Regions from separate parts of the Mus musculus genome. Here region 2 is linked to region 1. A link is a loop called in an ENCODE intact Hi-C map of the cell type or tissue named here. Cell type or tissue: heart. All regions are shown on one strand. Each heading gives the region's core, and the rest is flanking DNA. Links, peaks and the distances in the headings are about the cores only.

Region 1 (7,863 bases), core at 975-5,974:
ATCCTCCTTCATGCTGGGGTTACAGGTGTGAGCCACCAGACCTGACTATGTTAAATCTTTAAACCTAGGAATAAAGAACGCGTGTTGCTAGGGTAGTTGTGAGCACTAAATAACAGCCCTCATCTTACAACACACCTCAGAGAAAGCTGAGATTTGACAACTTCCCTTCTCAGAATGTGCTGCAGGGCAAAGATCTGTCACATGCCAGTTAGAATGAGGCTCTCCGTTTGCAACAATCAAAATGCCCGAGAGTTTCAGAAAATCGGGTGCTGGATGGGGTGGTACTCAGTGATTCAGTACTAACTTAGCATGCTCAAGGCATCCTGGCACTGTCTCCTCACCCCTACCCCACAGAATAGGATACTTAGAACTGACAGCTGGCTAGAAACCCTCATATACAATAAATGAGACTTGCAGAGCTACTAGAATCTGACAACTGGCTTGAATTTTAAATTGCTGGATACTTTTAAAAATGATGCTGACAGGGGTGTTAAGGGGTTAGTGTCGGAGCGCACCCTCTCACCTCTAAGGAGTGCCCAATGAGGCTGACGTGTGTCAGCCAGCATGGTGCTGAGTATACTTGCTTTCAATTCCTCAATAACTAACATGAGTGTATTGTCCTGGATTCACAGATTAGGAAACCCATCTGCTTCAGGGTCACCACCGATTGTGAGTAAAGTGTGTCTACTACCAAGTTCTTCAGCCACTAGGCTATTTACTCAGCATGTTGGTATGCCTACCATTTACTTTCCACACGGAAGCTTCCAGCACCACTTACAGAGATGGCTCAGCGGTTAAGAGCACTAAATGCTCTTCTAGAGGTCCTGAGTTCAAATCCCAGCAACCACATGGTGGCTCACAACCATCCGTAATGAGATCTGATGCCCTCTTCTGGGGTGTCTGAAGACAGCAACAGTGTACTCATATAAATACATCTTTGGGCCAGAGCCAGCCAGGCTGGAGTGAGAGAAGTGTCTGAAGACAGCTACAGTATACTTACATATAATAAATAAATAAATCTTAAAAGAAAACAAGCAAACAAAAAACCCCAGCTCTCTTGAGACCCAATTTAGTTCTCATAAAAGTCACCTATTCTAAATCAAGCATGGAGATGCATGCCTATAAACTCATCATATAGGAAGCTGAGGCAGGAGAATTGTATTTTGAAAGTCAGCCTGGGAAACATACCCAGTTCAAGACCAGGTTGAGTTAATCCTAAGACTCTATCTCTAAACAAACAAACATAGCTTTTTTTTAGTTCAAGTGCAGTCACTGTCACAATCCAGCTACAAATTCCAACATAAACTGTGTTTAGGCCAGCCCATAAGTCAATAATTTCTATTGTTAACTTGTACATTTAAAACATCTAGATTTAGGATTTACTCAAACATTTGTTCTGAGTATGACAAGGCTATTAAGAAACCCAAAACTTACATCCTCTGCTTCATTCCAAATAGAAATTTATATACAGTTCATTCTCAGAGGTCTCTCCAGATGTTTTCAGGCTAAGAACATATATGAACTATATATGCACAAAACCTGTACTTGCTTGGCTGTCCCACTGGTCCAAAACCACCCCTGTTAATATGATCCGGGGTCTAAACGTTTTTATTTAGCACATCCTAGATTTCTAGAAGGAACATTTTTCCTTGCTGTATGTTATCTGTGTCCATTTTTACTTACTGGATGTGTGCAAGGCGGCTGAGCAGCTTCAGAGGAAATGGTGTCTGGAATGACGCATTTGAGACCTGGACTTTGTCTAGTCTCAAAGTCATCTTGTGCAGGAAAGAACCTGTAACCTGGGGCTGGAGAAATGCCTCCGAGATTAAGAGCTCTTGCTGTATGAGTTCAAATCCCAGCAACCACATGGTGGCTCATAACCACCTATAATGAGATCTGGTGCCCTCTTCTGGCCTGTAGGCATACATGGAAAAGAGGGAGATATATATCTATCTATATCTATATCTATATAGAGAGATATCACCAGACTTTTGGGTACTTTGTGAATTTTTTAAAATTCCACTCTTTTCCACCCCTCTCCTTTCCACCCCCTAACACTAGGTAGAAAAGACAAAAGGGCAGAGGGGGAAAGGGGTGACATTATTGTTAGACAACTTCCTGCTGATTAGGGGCGTCGAGTTTCTTGGGGCAAGTTTGAGCTTCTTCACCATCATATCTAATTTCTTCTTTTCATCTCTTTGCACACAACTGCTTAACAAATCACAGTCAACAGCATCCAACCGCTGAGCAGCCAATCAGTTCCTAGTATCAGGCCCTAGTATTTATATACCCTCTGAAGAGTCCCCAGAATTCCACACACTCTCAGAAACCATCTGCAGCTGGCAAAACCACACCCCTGTTAGAGCATGAGGCAAATTACAGTCAGCTGCTGTGGACAATCTGAAGCAGCCCCACCTGGGGTTAAAACAAACAAACAAACAAACAAAACATTCTTTATATTTCTGTGTTTTTTTAAAGAAACCAAAATTCTCACTACAAGAATCACCGTGGTCCTCTTTCCCCAAACCTTAGTGTTTGTGGTCTCCACCTCCTCAGATGGTATCCACTTCACATGCATATAATACAGATCTTGGAATTGCAATCTAGGAATAAAGAAAATCTGTTTGTATAAACTTTCACTGGAGAACTGGGGTGGGGCGTGCCACACTGCGTGCACTTGGAAATTCATCTCTCTCTCAAGCTCTCCGGGGTTTGCTGCTGACTCCATTCATCTTGACATTTATATACTATTTTATATTTATTTAAGCATTAGGTAGAGGCTAGTTCAGCTTCTTCCACTCAGTAAGCCCCTTGTGGTTAGAACAGTTGCTTTAAATGTATGCATTAAATGAACTTTATATTTCTCAAACACCTACTCCTCTTGGGACACCAAAAAAGCTATTTAGTAAGAACTGCTTAATTCATAAATGATACCTCGGGACTGTCTGGACTCTGAACTCCTAAAACATTTACAGCCTCCATATAGCCCAGACTTCTTAGACATTGCAGCTTTTCTGTCCTCATAGCAGTTGTGTGTGCCACTCCAAGACACATGATCTTCAACTGCTGAAATATGAAGTCATGGCTATTGCAGCCAAGCTCCGATAGTCATTCCTCACCTTCTGCTCACTGAAAGAATCCATTACAAGTTCTTTCCTTTCCTTTTCTTTCTTTTTTTTTTTCTTTTTGGTTTTTCGAGACAGGGTTTCTCTGTGTAGCCCTGGCTGTCCTGGAACTCACTTTGTAGACCAGACTGGCATTGAACTCAGAAATCTGCCTGCCTCTGCCTTCCAAGTGCTGGGATTAAAGGCGTGCGCCACCATGCGTCACTCTCGGTTTTTTAAAAGTACAAATGCAAAATAAGTTCAAAAGGTTTGACAATGCAAAACACACAATGTAAAATTAGTAAGCACGCAAGGTCTTGTATTGCCCTCAGGTTCTTCTCTCAGACCCAGGGCGTCCACACCAGGCGGTCCTTAGAACCTCACCAGGGGAAGGCAGCCTAAGACTCAAAGAGCGCGGAACCTGGAACTGAGATCTGTGCAGATGTTCAATCTTTGGTGACCCCGTGGACGCCCTGCACTCATTTAAAGGTTGCCCGGGGTCCTAAGGGAGTCTTTGTGCTTATTACAGACTATGCAGTAGATTCCCAAAGTTTTAAGGGATGCTCCCGCCTTTTGGCCGCCTCAAGTTGAAGTGTTCCCGCCCACAGTGGCTGCTTCCCGAGCAGGCAAGCGGCTCTGGCTCCCTCTGGGTCTAGTGGTTCCTCTGGAGTCTCCCAAGCTCAGCCTCGTCCACTTCTCTCCAAGTCCTGCTTTCCCCAAGCCAGGGAGCATGCCGGCGTCCTCACTGGAGCTCAGCCACGCCTCCTCACTCCAAGTTTGATTTCAGAGCGCGCCAAGCCTGAGGGAGACTGTAATTGGTTGAAAGTGAGAGACTCTCCCGCTTGATTGGTGGAGTGTTGTGGTGGGCGGGACGGGGCGGAGTCAAAGACGGAAACCCGGCGGGCCAGGGCTTCCTGGCTGCGGTATGGACCTGGTTAAGTGTCCGGAGCACGGTAAGGCCTCAGTCTCGGGATTTCCCTCCCGGGGACTGTGGGACTGGCTTGGAGTGGCCGATGCTGACCTTCTTGTTTCCTCAGGGGACGCCTGCTTCTTAAAGACCGGCGTCCGCGATGGCCCGAATAAGGGAAAGAGCTTCTACGTGTGCCGGACGAACACATGCGGCTTCGTGCAGGCCACCGAGTGAGTCTCCAGCCCGGCCCGGTTACACGGAGTGACCCAGCCTGGTCACTTCAGCTGCCTTGGGACGCGGACTCACCCACACTCCGATCCTTCTAGAGTCTGCTTCAAGTTTCTAGGCACCTGTCTGGCCTTACTTAGCCACTCCCCTTTGCCCCGGCATCCTTTCTGCTCCCTCTAAAAAGTGTAAACAAACAGTGGACATGGGAATTAATTTGCTAGTCTTGTACCAATTTTAGGTCGCCATTTAAATTTTACGTTTAAGGTTAAAACATGTTAATTAGACACAAGCTTTTCTCCTTCATCTAGTGGCATGACGTTAACAACCCAGAGAGAGCCAGAGTCTTTAGGGCAGTGTTTCTCAACCTGCGGGTCACGACCTTCAGGATCTAAGGACGCTTTCACAGGGGTTGCATTTCAGTTATCCTGCAAATCAGATATTTTTACATTGCGATTCAAAACGGCAAAAATTACAGTTATAAAGTAGCAATGGGAATGATTTTATGATTGGGGTCACCATAACTGTTGTAACGGGTATTAGGAAGGTTGAGAACCGCTGCTGTAGGGAGTTAGTGCTGAAAGAAACATCAGAGGTTGATGTGGATCGCAGGTTCTGCAGATGTGAAAGCTGAGACCTAGAAACCTCAAGCATCTTGTCTAAAGTGAGGAAAGTCAAGTGTGACAATCTTTTTTTTTTTTTTTTTTTTTCCCAGACAGGGTTTCTCTGTATAGCCCTGGCTGTCCTGGAACTCACTCTGTAGACCAGGCTGGCCTCGAACTCAGAAATCCGCCTGCCTCTGCCTCCCAAGTGCTGGGATTAAAGTCGTGCGCCACCACCGCCCGGCAAGTGTGACAATCTTAACATACCGGGTGTTGACATTCTCGAAGTGAAATTACACTGTGGTGTCATTTAACATTTCTCCCTGCTCTCTATTCAGCTGGACTTTGTAGAGCATGGTTATTTTTTTTTCAGTATCATAGCTATACTAATATACTAATGAATATTAGTAATATACTAATGAATAGTAGTACTGGAATAACTTGTATGATTTGTGTCTCCACTTTGTACCAGAATTTACTATTTATTTCTAGAAATATTATATAGATAATGTTTCTAAATATACTGAGATTTGGTACCCTGCTCAAATGTTTTAAGACACATGTGTGCTCATGTTTATAGGAATTGTGCATCAATGTTGGTCTTAGGTTTGTTTCAACATTAAAAGAAATGTTCTTGTGGACTGGAGAGATGGGCCAACCTTTAAGAGCACTGGCTGTTCTTCCAGAGGCCCTAGCTTCAATTTCCAGCACCCACTTAGGGGCTGTCAAATGTCTATAACTTCAGTTCCAGGGGATCGGGTGCCCACTTCTGGCCTCTGAAGGCCCAGCATGTACTTGGTGTATAGACACACATGCAGGCAAAATATCCCTAAACATAAAATAGAAATAAATCAATCTTGAAAAAGAGAGTGAAGATTCTTAAACAGTGTGTCACTTACATGGCTACACTGCAATACAGACTAGTACAGTACTTTCACTCGAGGCTTGCAGTGTGTCTGAGGAGCAGACTGCAGACAGTTTTACAAGTCACGGGAGAATGCTTTAGACCTTCACTCAAACCTGTTCACATATTTTTCTTCTATAAGTAATAAGGAGGGACATTTAAGATTTTATGCCAGGCAAGCAGCACATGAGTAAGTTATTGTAAGAGGGAGACACGTGAGTAACAGCACGTGGCACCTAATAGGGTATTAATGGATAAAGGGTAATGGGAGAACCTGAGGAGAAGTCACAGCAGGCCTGCCCTATAGCCTGCCTTAGACTATAAGCCATCCCTGGGAGGGTTGCAATGTGGGCATCATAGGACAGTCAGGAAGAAAAAAATACAGAGTGAGTTCCAGGACAGCCAGGGCTACACAGAGAAACCCTGTCTCAAACAACCAAAATAATAACAATAATAATAATTATGGCCATGCTTTGGTTTAGAAAGTGAGAAGAGGGAAAGACTATGGATCCTTTCCTCAGGAAGCCACACAGGTAACCAACCATCTGTGGGACTTACAAACCCAGGACACCTTGGTGTAACATCTGTGGCTGGGCTGGGTGTGGTGGCACACACCTGTGATCCTAGGACTCAAGAGGCAGAAGAAGGATTGCTGCAAGTCTGAGGCCACACTGGTCTAGGTAGTGACTCCCAGGCCAGCCAGGGCTACTCAGTGAGACTCTGTCTCCAAATATGTAAATAAAAATAAAAATTCAAGCTTGGATTTGACTTCAGACTGTTGACCTCTCTCTATTTCTTGTCTTCTAATAAAGTTATTTTATTGTATTCTTCTCTTCTAGTATTCCTGTTTCTCACTGTTTATTGCATGAGGAGTTTGTGGTCGAGCTTCAGGGTTTGTTTCTACCACAGGACAAGAAAGAATGGAGGTGAGTGTCCAGAGGAACCCCCCCCCACACACACACACATATCCACACATACACACACACACCCCCAATCTTGAAAGAGTTACAGTCATAGTTTTTTTTGTTTGTTTGTTTTTAATTTTTTAAAAATAAGGGATTTTGTTCTTTAAAGGTCATTACTGAAACCCTTTGTTGTACATGCTGATCATCATCTAGCTACCTTGTTGGCAATTCCAAACCTGTGGGTCTCGGGTCTTGACCCTTTCACAGGGGTCACATATCAGATATTTACATTATGATTCATAACAGTAGCACAATTACAGTTATGAAGTATCAACAAAAATAATTTTATGATTGAGGTTATCTCAACATGAGGAACTGTATTAAAGGGTCACGGTGTTAAGGTTGACAACCAGTGCCCCAAATACTGACTGAGCTACCCTGAGCAGCCAGTTCCCCCCCTGCTGTTCAGTTGCTAATAACATCAACCTTGTCAACTTTCTATTCTGGTAATAGAAAAAGGGAAAAGGTCTAACATGCTAAGTAAGACTCAGTAAAGTGCAGTTTTCCTTGGGAAGAGCAGGGAAGTCCATATAGATGGGAGAAGTTATTCGTCATGAATATTAAAGGGTAAATAGAAAGTTACCAGTCATTAGATAGTCTTTTAAAGGAACACATTGCATTGGGATACCAAGGCGTGACATAACATGACCACTTCAAGAATTGGCTTGGTGGTTTGGCCAAGAAGGCAGGGGTTATACACACATGATGGTTTTTATGTAATAGTCTATGTTTTAGAATTTATGTGTTCTAAGTCTCTGTCCCCAATCAAAGGCTATCGAAATACTTGGCATCCTTGTTAAAAAAAAAAAAAAAAAAAACTGACCCTAAGTTTGTGTCCGTGCCTGAGGTGGTTAGTTTTTGTCCGTTGCTTCATTTACATGTTCTGTGTGGTTGTTATATGAAATAGTCTGTCTTCCAGCTTCTTCAAGATTGTGCTGGAAATGTGGGATCGTTGTGTTTGCATATCAAATATAGATTCAACCTCTTAAATTTCTACAGAAAACTCTGTTGAGGTTGCATAACTTACACAGGCAGCTTTGAGAGAACAGACATCAATATTGGCTTTTCCAGGCTGTGAGCACGGTGCATAGTACAACTTTAAATTTTTCTCTCAGTGTTTCTGAATAATTTCCATTATGCAGCTCTTACACTC
Region 2 (7,863 bases), core at 1,514-6,513, 53 kb after region 1:
CTGTCTGTGGTACACGTGTGAACACAGACACCACACACACACACACACACACACACACACACACACACACACACACACAGGTCTGATTTGGTCTTTATTGTGAGGGTCTCGAGAGCTGGTTCTAACTTTAGCATAAGTAAAAACGTTATCTGCTAATGAATGGCTCAAAAGCCATTTTTACATAACAGTCACATGACCTCCCAGTGTAAGGAGTCGGCAAAGGTCTTAAAAGTGAAAGTGGTCCTTACCCAGACTTCTCCAGCCTTTCTCTCCTGCGCTGCCCTGGCCGAGTCCCCTCGCTTCACCGCAGTATGCTGAAGCAAATTCCAAAAGCGGTGTGGACTTGGCTTTGCTATATAGTGTTGCTCTGAACCTGCCCTCCTCTGTGCTTAGCCATGCTTTGTCTTATCTCTTATTCATGCCATATATTATATTTCCCATAGGGTGTATTCTGACTTCTCTGTTGGAGGAGTGCTGTATAATTTATATGCATTATCTCATTTAATCTCCCAACAGCTTATAATAGAGCTGCCTGGGAGGGGTCGAGTGGTCAACCCAAGCTAGCATCTGGGATGGGAACAACAGTCTTAAGATGTCATGCCTAAGATTCTGCCCAGTCCCCTCTGTCCTTCCCTTTCTCAGCTTCTTGCACATCAAATCCCTACCTGCCTTCCATGGAGAGAGAAGATGGGGCTATCTGGAGAACATCTTTCCGTTCTACTTAAAAGTCTATGCATCTTCTCTCCTTTCTCACGCCATTGATTGCTGGTTTTCTCCCAACCTCTTCTGCCTCTCCTTATTTTGCTAACACTTTTCAGTGAGTCCTTTACACATTCTTTCTCCCGAGGACTGTGATGAAGTCCTGAAAGAAAACTCACCCTCCCTTGATCCAGTTCCCCTCAACTTAATTAGCGCTGGTGGCTCTCACCACTGTGGTTCTTAAACTTTGTGCTAGTCTCATCACCGATGTTTTGTTCTTTCTCTTTGGTGTGTAGAGAATGAGTGACAACATTCCTGGACTTTTCTCAGTACTCAGCCACGTTAGTGTTTGCCCTTGCTGTGTCCCAGGGTGGTTTCGTGGCTCCTTTGTTGGCCCCCACTGTATTTCCTCTTAAAGAGCTGAGTCCCCAATTTATATTTCCAGTTCTGACTAACCCCTCCCCAGAGCTTTTGTCATAAATGTCTGTTATAGCTCTGCTCCAGGACGTTGCCTTCGCCTAACCCCATCTTCAGTGACTCGAGGCTTCTCTCTTCATTGCATTCTGTGCTCTTAGTCTTCTGGTTTCACTCTCCCAAGGGGAAGCTCACTCTCCCAACCTGAGATCTTATCATCTTCTTGGCTTCCTTTCTTGTTTTCCACATCCAGGCAGGCATCAGTTTCTTTCCATCCGCATTGCCAACACCTTAGTGCATAGAAATTTTAAGATGGTACAAGACCTTATCACTCTCTCAAGTACCACAATAGTCTCTGGATTATGGTTGACTTCCTTTTGTGAAATAGCTAATTTGATCTTCCAGGTTAATTGTAAAACCACATTAAGCCTTCATTCTAAAACGTTTCCCTTACAGACATATAAACCCGGACTTTTAGGTAATCCCTGAAGTTTGACAAGCACCTTTCTTGCTCTTTGTCAGTTTGTCCTGCCTTTATTTTTAAAACTTCTCCTTCTTTCTGTGGCAGGAGACCTTTCTGTTACCTCCCCAGAATCTTGCTGTTGTTTCTAAGCTCCAGCTTGTATTCTAATGGCTTCCTTGTGAGTTTGGAGATTTAGCACAGTGATATGATTTGATACTGAGCACCCCTCAAAAAAAAAAAAAACACTAAAGGAAATCAATCTTCTGCCTATATTATTTATGTTGCGATATTTGTCTACCTTATAGTATTGTTTTATTATGTTTGTGTACATATTTATATAGACTTATGTATAGATTGTGTATATTGTGTGTAGATATGGCATACAAATATATGTTTTCTGTCTCTCTGTTAAGATAAAGGAAACCAGCTGGGCGTGGTGGCGCACGCCTGTAATCCCAGCACTCGGGAGGCAGAGGCAGGCAGATTTCTGAGTTTGAGGCCAGCCTGGTCTACAAAGTGAGTTCCAGGACAGCCTACAGGGCTACACAGAGAAACCCTGTCTCGAAAACAAGAAGAAGAAGAAGAAGAAGAAGAAGAAGAAGAAGAAGAAGAAGAAGAAGAAGAAGAAGAAGAAGAAGAAGAAGAAGAAGAAGAAGAAGAAGAAGAAGAAAAAGTAAACCATTGGCAACCAACCCAGTGCCTGCATAGTAGGCATTTGATAAAGACATGTTAATAGGGAGGCAGAAACTGGTTATCTCAAATAATGAGAAAACTTAACAAGACCATGTTCAACCACGAATTTTGTGGATACACGATATGGGTTGAGACCATATGGCTAAGATGTACTAACTGTATTCCTTTGTCAGAGCTGATTCATTTCTTGCTCCATGATTACGCATCGCTTCTCCTACTGGGGACTCCAGACATCAAATAGTCACAGGGAAGTACAAAAGCCACAGGGGCAGAAGAGCAGAACTTCTGGAAGTGGCCAGGTCCATACAGTAGCTAAAGATTTCAGCCCACTCCTAATGCCCAAGGCAGGAACAGTACTGAGGGCAGGAGAGCCAGGAAGGGAGGATGCTCTATCGGGAGGTCAGGAAGGCTGGCTCTGATGCTGTGTGATCCGTCCAGCAGATAGAAAGGCTCTGGTGGACTTACCCTTTCACCACCGTCATATCTGTCCCCATCAGTCACTATCCCTTTCCGCCTTGATTGCTCCTGACACCTCTAGTCTAAATGTCCAATCCCATCCCAACTTGTGCCTCATCCCCTCCTAACTATGAATCTTTCTCACACTCACACTTCAGTTTCACCTTCTGTCTGTGCTCCTCAGCCGCCCTTTCCTCTTCTTTTTAGCTAAGGTTCTGGAGAAGACCAGTGTGGCTTGAATGGAGTGTCTCCCATAGCTTCATTGTCTGACCACTCAGTCCTAGTTGGTGGTGTTGTGTGGGGAGGATTGTCAACTTTTCGTTGGTAGAGACTCGCTGGAGGAAAAGGCCCTCTGTGGCTGGGTGGGGTGCTTTGAGATTTTTCTAGCTGCCCGAATTCCACTGTGCTCTCTGCTTCTTGACTTGCCCAGATGTGAGCAAGCTGCCTCCTACCCCTGCCAGTGCTGAGAGCCACTAGGCTGCCATACTTAACCCACTGCGATGGACTGGGTCTCAAACTGTGAGACCTGTGAGCAAGCTGCCTCCTACCCCTGCCAGTGCTGAGAGCCACTAGGCTGCCATACCTAACCCACTGCGATGGACTGGGTCTCAAACTGTGAGACCTGTGAGCAAAAGCCTCCTCCCCTGCGCTTGCCACCGTGACGGTGCCAGATCCTCTAGAACAAGTCACAGACCGTTGTGAGCTGCCATGTAGGTGCTGGGAATTGAACTTGGGTCCCCTAGAAGAGCAGCCATTGCTTTTTAACCACTGAGCCATCTCTCCAGCCCCCTGTGTTGGCTTTTATTAGTGTTTTATCAAAGCAACAGAAAGCCAAACTAGAACACTATGCATCTCAATTTTCTTCCTCTTTCTTTTACTATGTAGCCCTGGCTGGCCTGCAACTTGATATGTAGGCTGACCTTGACCTCACAGGTATCTGCCTGCCTCACTGCTGGGATTAAAAGTGTGCATAACCAACTACCAACTGCTTCTCCCCTGATGCTGCCTTCTGCCATTACAATGCCCCTTCACTTAAAAAAAAATTTTTTTTTTTTTAAAAATTATGTGGGTATGTGCACACGAGTACAGATGCCCTACAAGGGCAGGGGCATCAGATCCTATGGAGCTGGAGTTACAAGTGCTTGTAAGCCACCCAGTAGGTGCTGGGAACTGAACTCAGATCCTCTGGACAATGCTGTTCATCAAACCTCTAACCACGTGGGCTCCTGTCTCACTGCTGCATTGCTAACATGGGCCACAGGGTCTGAAACACACCGTATCCTATAACGAATAAGAGGTTGAGACTTGTGGTTCATATCTAGAAAATCATAATATCAGTACAAATCATCGGGGAAATGCATTGCTAGTTCAGATAGCTTATTTTTGTTTCTGAGGTTAGCACGGCCCGATTCCTAACATGCGACTCTTTAGTGCCATCTAGTGGGATTAGCTTGTATGAAAATAGAAGCACCAATAACTTTGTTTAGCTCTTTATAATAAAAAAATTAAAATTGGGCTGAGACAGGGAAGGAAGGGGTTGAACAGGCTCCAGGACTCAGCAAGTTCTAGATAGTTTGGCTTATTTAAAAATTCACTGCTGAGCCAGGCATGGCACTTGCCAATAATCCCAGCCCTTGGGAAGTGGAGGCAGGAATAGCAGGTTCAAGGTCATTAAAGAAAGGAAGGAAAGAGGGAAGCAACGAAGGCAGGAATAGATTATGAGGTGATGTAATTATGAGAGACAACAGGCATTAAATAGTTCCCCGATACTGACTCTTGGTGATAAATGGGCAGCTTCCAACCTTGAGAAGGTGACAGTTAGACAGTTAGAATGATGTCAGTTTTCAAGCTCTCCATAGAGGCGAAGGCTGGACTCAAACTACACAAGGCATCGGCCCCACTGTAACTTACCTACCTGCTCTTGTAGAAAAAGTCTTCATGGTCTTATTTTTGACGTTTCACCCTTTGGATTTGACTTCTGTTGACTGGCAAGTGTCTGTCATGGTCCCCACATAGACTCCGGTTGACGCAGTCAGAAAGTGTCAGTCTCACACTGTGGACGCTTCATTTACACTCGCTCATGTCCTTCTGTGAACTCCCTTTATGTGGTCATCACACAGGAGCTCACTATTCATCTTTCTCGAGAATAAATATTTTTAAAAGGTATCTGGAAGATTATATATTTTCTTTTAACAACATGGATAAATGTGTTTTGATTATATTAGTTGCACATATCTTCCACATTAAAAAATATATAATTGACTAAAATGAATAATATAAGGAAAATAACAAATGCATTTAGAAGTCAGATTTCATATTATGTGTGGTGTCAATGCTTGTCATTAAAATTGAAGCCACAGTTCTGGAGTGCTCAAGCTGATGTGGTAAAGAATTGGTCACAAGGCTGGCGAGATGGCTCAGTGGTTAAGAGTGCCGACTGCTCTTCCAAAGGTCCCGAGTTCAAATCCCAGCAACCACATGGTGGCTCACAACCATCCCTAGTGAAATCTGATGCCCTCTTCTGGAGTGTCTGAAAACAGCTACAATGTACTTACATATAATAAATAAATAAATCTTAAAAAAACAAAAACAAAACAAAAAAAAAGAATTGGTCACAAAGCATACTTTGTGCTCCCAGTAAACACTGCTTTTTAACCTAACAAGCTGTTTTCCCTGTCAGGATTCCTTTAGTACTTGACTTTAGTAAACTCGACACTTTCTGAGGTTAATTTGGAAAATGTTGGGGTTGTTTGTTTGTTTGGTTGGTTTTTTTGTTTGTTTTTTGTTTTGTTTTTGTTTTTGTTTTTGTTTTTCGAGACAGGGTTTCTCTGTGTATCCTTGGCTGTCCTGGAACTCACTTTGTAGACCAGGCTGGCCTCGAACTCAGAAATCCATCTGCCTCTTCCTCCCAAGTGCTGGGATTAAAGACGTGTGCCACCATGCCCGGTGAAAATGTTGTTTTAAATTGGACCTTTGGTGTGGTCCACTTTTGCCCTGGTTAGTTTCATGGCTTGCTCCTTGTCAGGATGGCATGTCAATATGGGCAAAGACTAATTGAGAGACCTCCCATACTCACAGGTTGGCAGAATCGATAGTGTTAAGATGGCTGCCTTACCAAAAGCAATATAGTCAATGTAACACTCATAAAAACTCCAATGACATTCTTCACATAAAGAAAACATTTAATCCTAAAACTTGTGGAAGTACAAGAGATCTAAGCAGCTAAAGCAGTCCTGATTAAAAGGTGCAATTCCGGAGGCTGCACAAGTCTGCTACAGCCAAGTAACGAAAGCAGCATGGTACCACTGCAGACCCATACAGCGTAGATATAAGCCCATGTGGCTGCACCCGTCTGGCTCTTGACAAAGGAACCAAAACATTCATTGGAAAAAAAGGGCAGCGTTCTGCAACAGTGATATTAAGGAAGTTAGAGAGCAACACTAGGTCCTTATCTCTCACCCTGTTCAGAAACCAACTCAAATTGACATAGGGCCTGGATGTAAGACCTGGAACTCTGGAACTTCTTCCGGTTGTAGGTGTTAAGCAATGGCTTTCTGCATCGGGCTCCAGGAGTCCTGGAAGTAAGAGTAAGAACTGATAAAGATGCACTGGACTAAAAGGCTTCTCTACAGCAGAGGACAATGGCGTAAAGAGGCAGCCCACAGAATAAGAGGAAAATCCTCGCCGAGTATTAACCTAATGGGAGTCACGGCTATCATACATACAGACCTGAAAAGGAGGACAAGAGACCAATTCATTCAATCAATAAATGAGCAGTGGAAATGAGCACACTTTTAAGTGAAGATATACACGTGAACACGCACCTGTGTACAAGCTACATGCAAACACATGAACAATAGTCAACACCCTTAGCTATCAGGGAAATGCAGACCAACTACATCGAGGTTCTATCTCACCTCAGTCATCAAAAAGACAAACAAGCCAGGCAGTAGTGGTGCACACTATTAATCCCAGAACTCCAGAGAGGCAGGCAGATCTCTGTGAGTTCGAGGCCAACCTGGTCTACAGAGAGAGTTCCTGGACAGCAAGGTCTACACAGAGAAACTCTGTTCTGAACAAACAAGCAAAACAAATCAATAACAAACCAAAACAAAAAAAAATGAAAGAAAAGAAAAAAAAAAAAAAACCTTGTTCACTGCTAGTGGAAATGTAAATTAAATTAGTTCAGTCACTGTGGAAATCAGTATAGAGGCTCCTTGAGATATTTAATACAAAAGTTTCATATAATCCAACCATACTACTTCTGGGAATATGTCTCAAAAATAAAGAAGACAAACAAATAAAAACAAATATTGTATGCTTTCCCTTGTATGTAGAAGATAGGAAAAAAAAACAGATGAAAGCACTAGAGATGTGAGAAAGAAATGAGGGAAGAGCGGGAGGCAGGATAAAGAGTGACTAGAAGAGGCGACGAGGATCAAATTATGTATGCATGGAGGTGTCCTACTGGAAACCTACGCTCTGCAATCAATATAATCACTTGGGCTGGAGAGACGGTCTGATGGTGAAGAGCCCTTGCTGCTCTTCCAGAGAACGTGGATTTGGTTCCCAGCACCCACATGGCAGCTCACAGCCATCTGTAAAAAACAGTTCCAGGAGACCTGGCATTCTCTTGCTTCCAAGAGCACCAGGCACACACATAGTGAGCATACATATATGTAGGCAAAACATCAATATAAATAAAAATAAAATTTAAAAATATATTAATCTGTGCTAACATTATATGTTTCTTACTCTCCAGACAATACAGTACAGCAACCACTTAGCAGTTGCATGGTATATGTGATATTATTATATTATATTATAAATAATTTAGAAACAACTAAAACTACACAGGAGAATGAAATGCAAACTCTGTACACTCTAGACAAGGGGTTTTGGTTATGTGTAGCTCTTGGTATTTACAGAGCACCTTGGAAACAATTCTTCACCAAGGGATGAGTGAGTGAGTGTGTGTGTGTGTGTGTGTGTGTGTGTGTGTGTGTGTGTGTGTGTATATGTATGTATGTATGTGTATTATGTGTATGTGTATATATGCCTGTGTGCATATGTGAAAGGGTGGATGTACATGACTGTATGTGTGTATGCATATGTATAATATACATTTTTATTGAGAA

The links. A loop is a pair of places that touch in the nucleus more often than their neighbours do. Peaks named below come from ENCODE experiments on the same cell type or tissue, not always from the same donor. Only the 100,000 strongest peaks of a DNase experiment are listed, where the experiment ranks them.
Region 2: it touches region 1 in a loop (5-fold over the local background); 4 of 42 quality-filtered maps call a loop at or near these places.

What each region holds. Positions count from the first base shown.
Region 1 is chr3:100,965,814-100,973,676 of GRCm38, reverse strand. It overlaps Ttf2 (transcription termination factor, RNA polymerase II), which reads left to right and starts at 4,014. Exons shown (of 23, transcript NM_001013026.2): 1 at 4,014-4,057; 2 at 4,142-4,244; 3 at 6,585-6,671. The coding sequence starts at 4,030. In heart, for the core only: a CTCF peak has its summit at 1,901 (motif pointing left); a DNase peak (open chromatin) is centred at 3,936; H3K4me3 peaks cover 1,501 bases; H3K27ac peaks cover 1,272 bases.
Region 2 is chr3:100,913,247-100,921,109 of GRCm38, reverse strand. It overlaps Gm40108 (a long non-coding RNA gene), which reads right to left. Exons shown (of 3, transcript XR_867505.1): 3 at 5,890-6,300. Among named protein-coding and RNA genes, the nearest start is that of Trim45, 5.3 kb to the left of the region's middle. In heart, for the core only: a CTCF peak has its summit at 4,165 (motif pointing left); no DNase peak of the experiment used is centred there.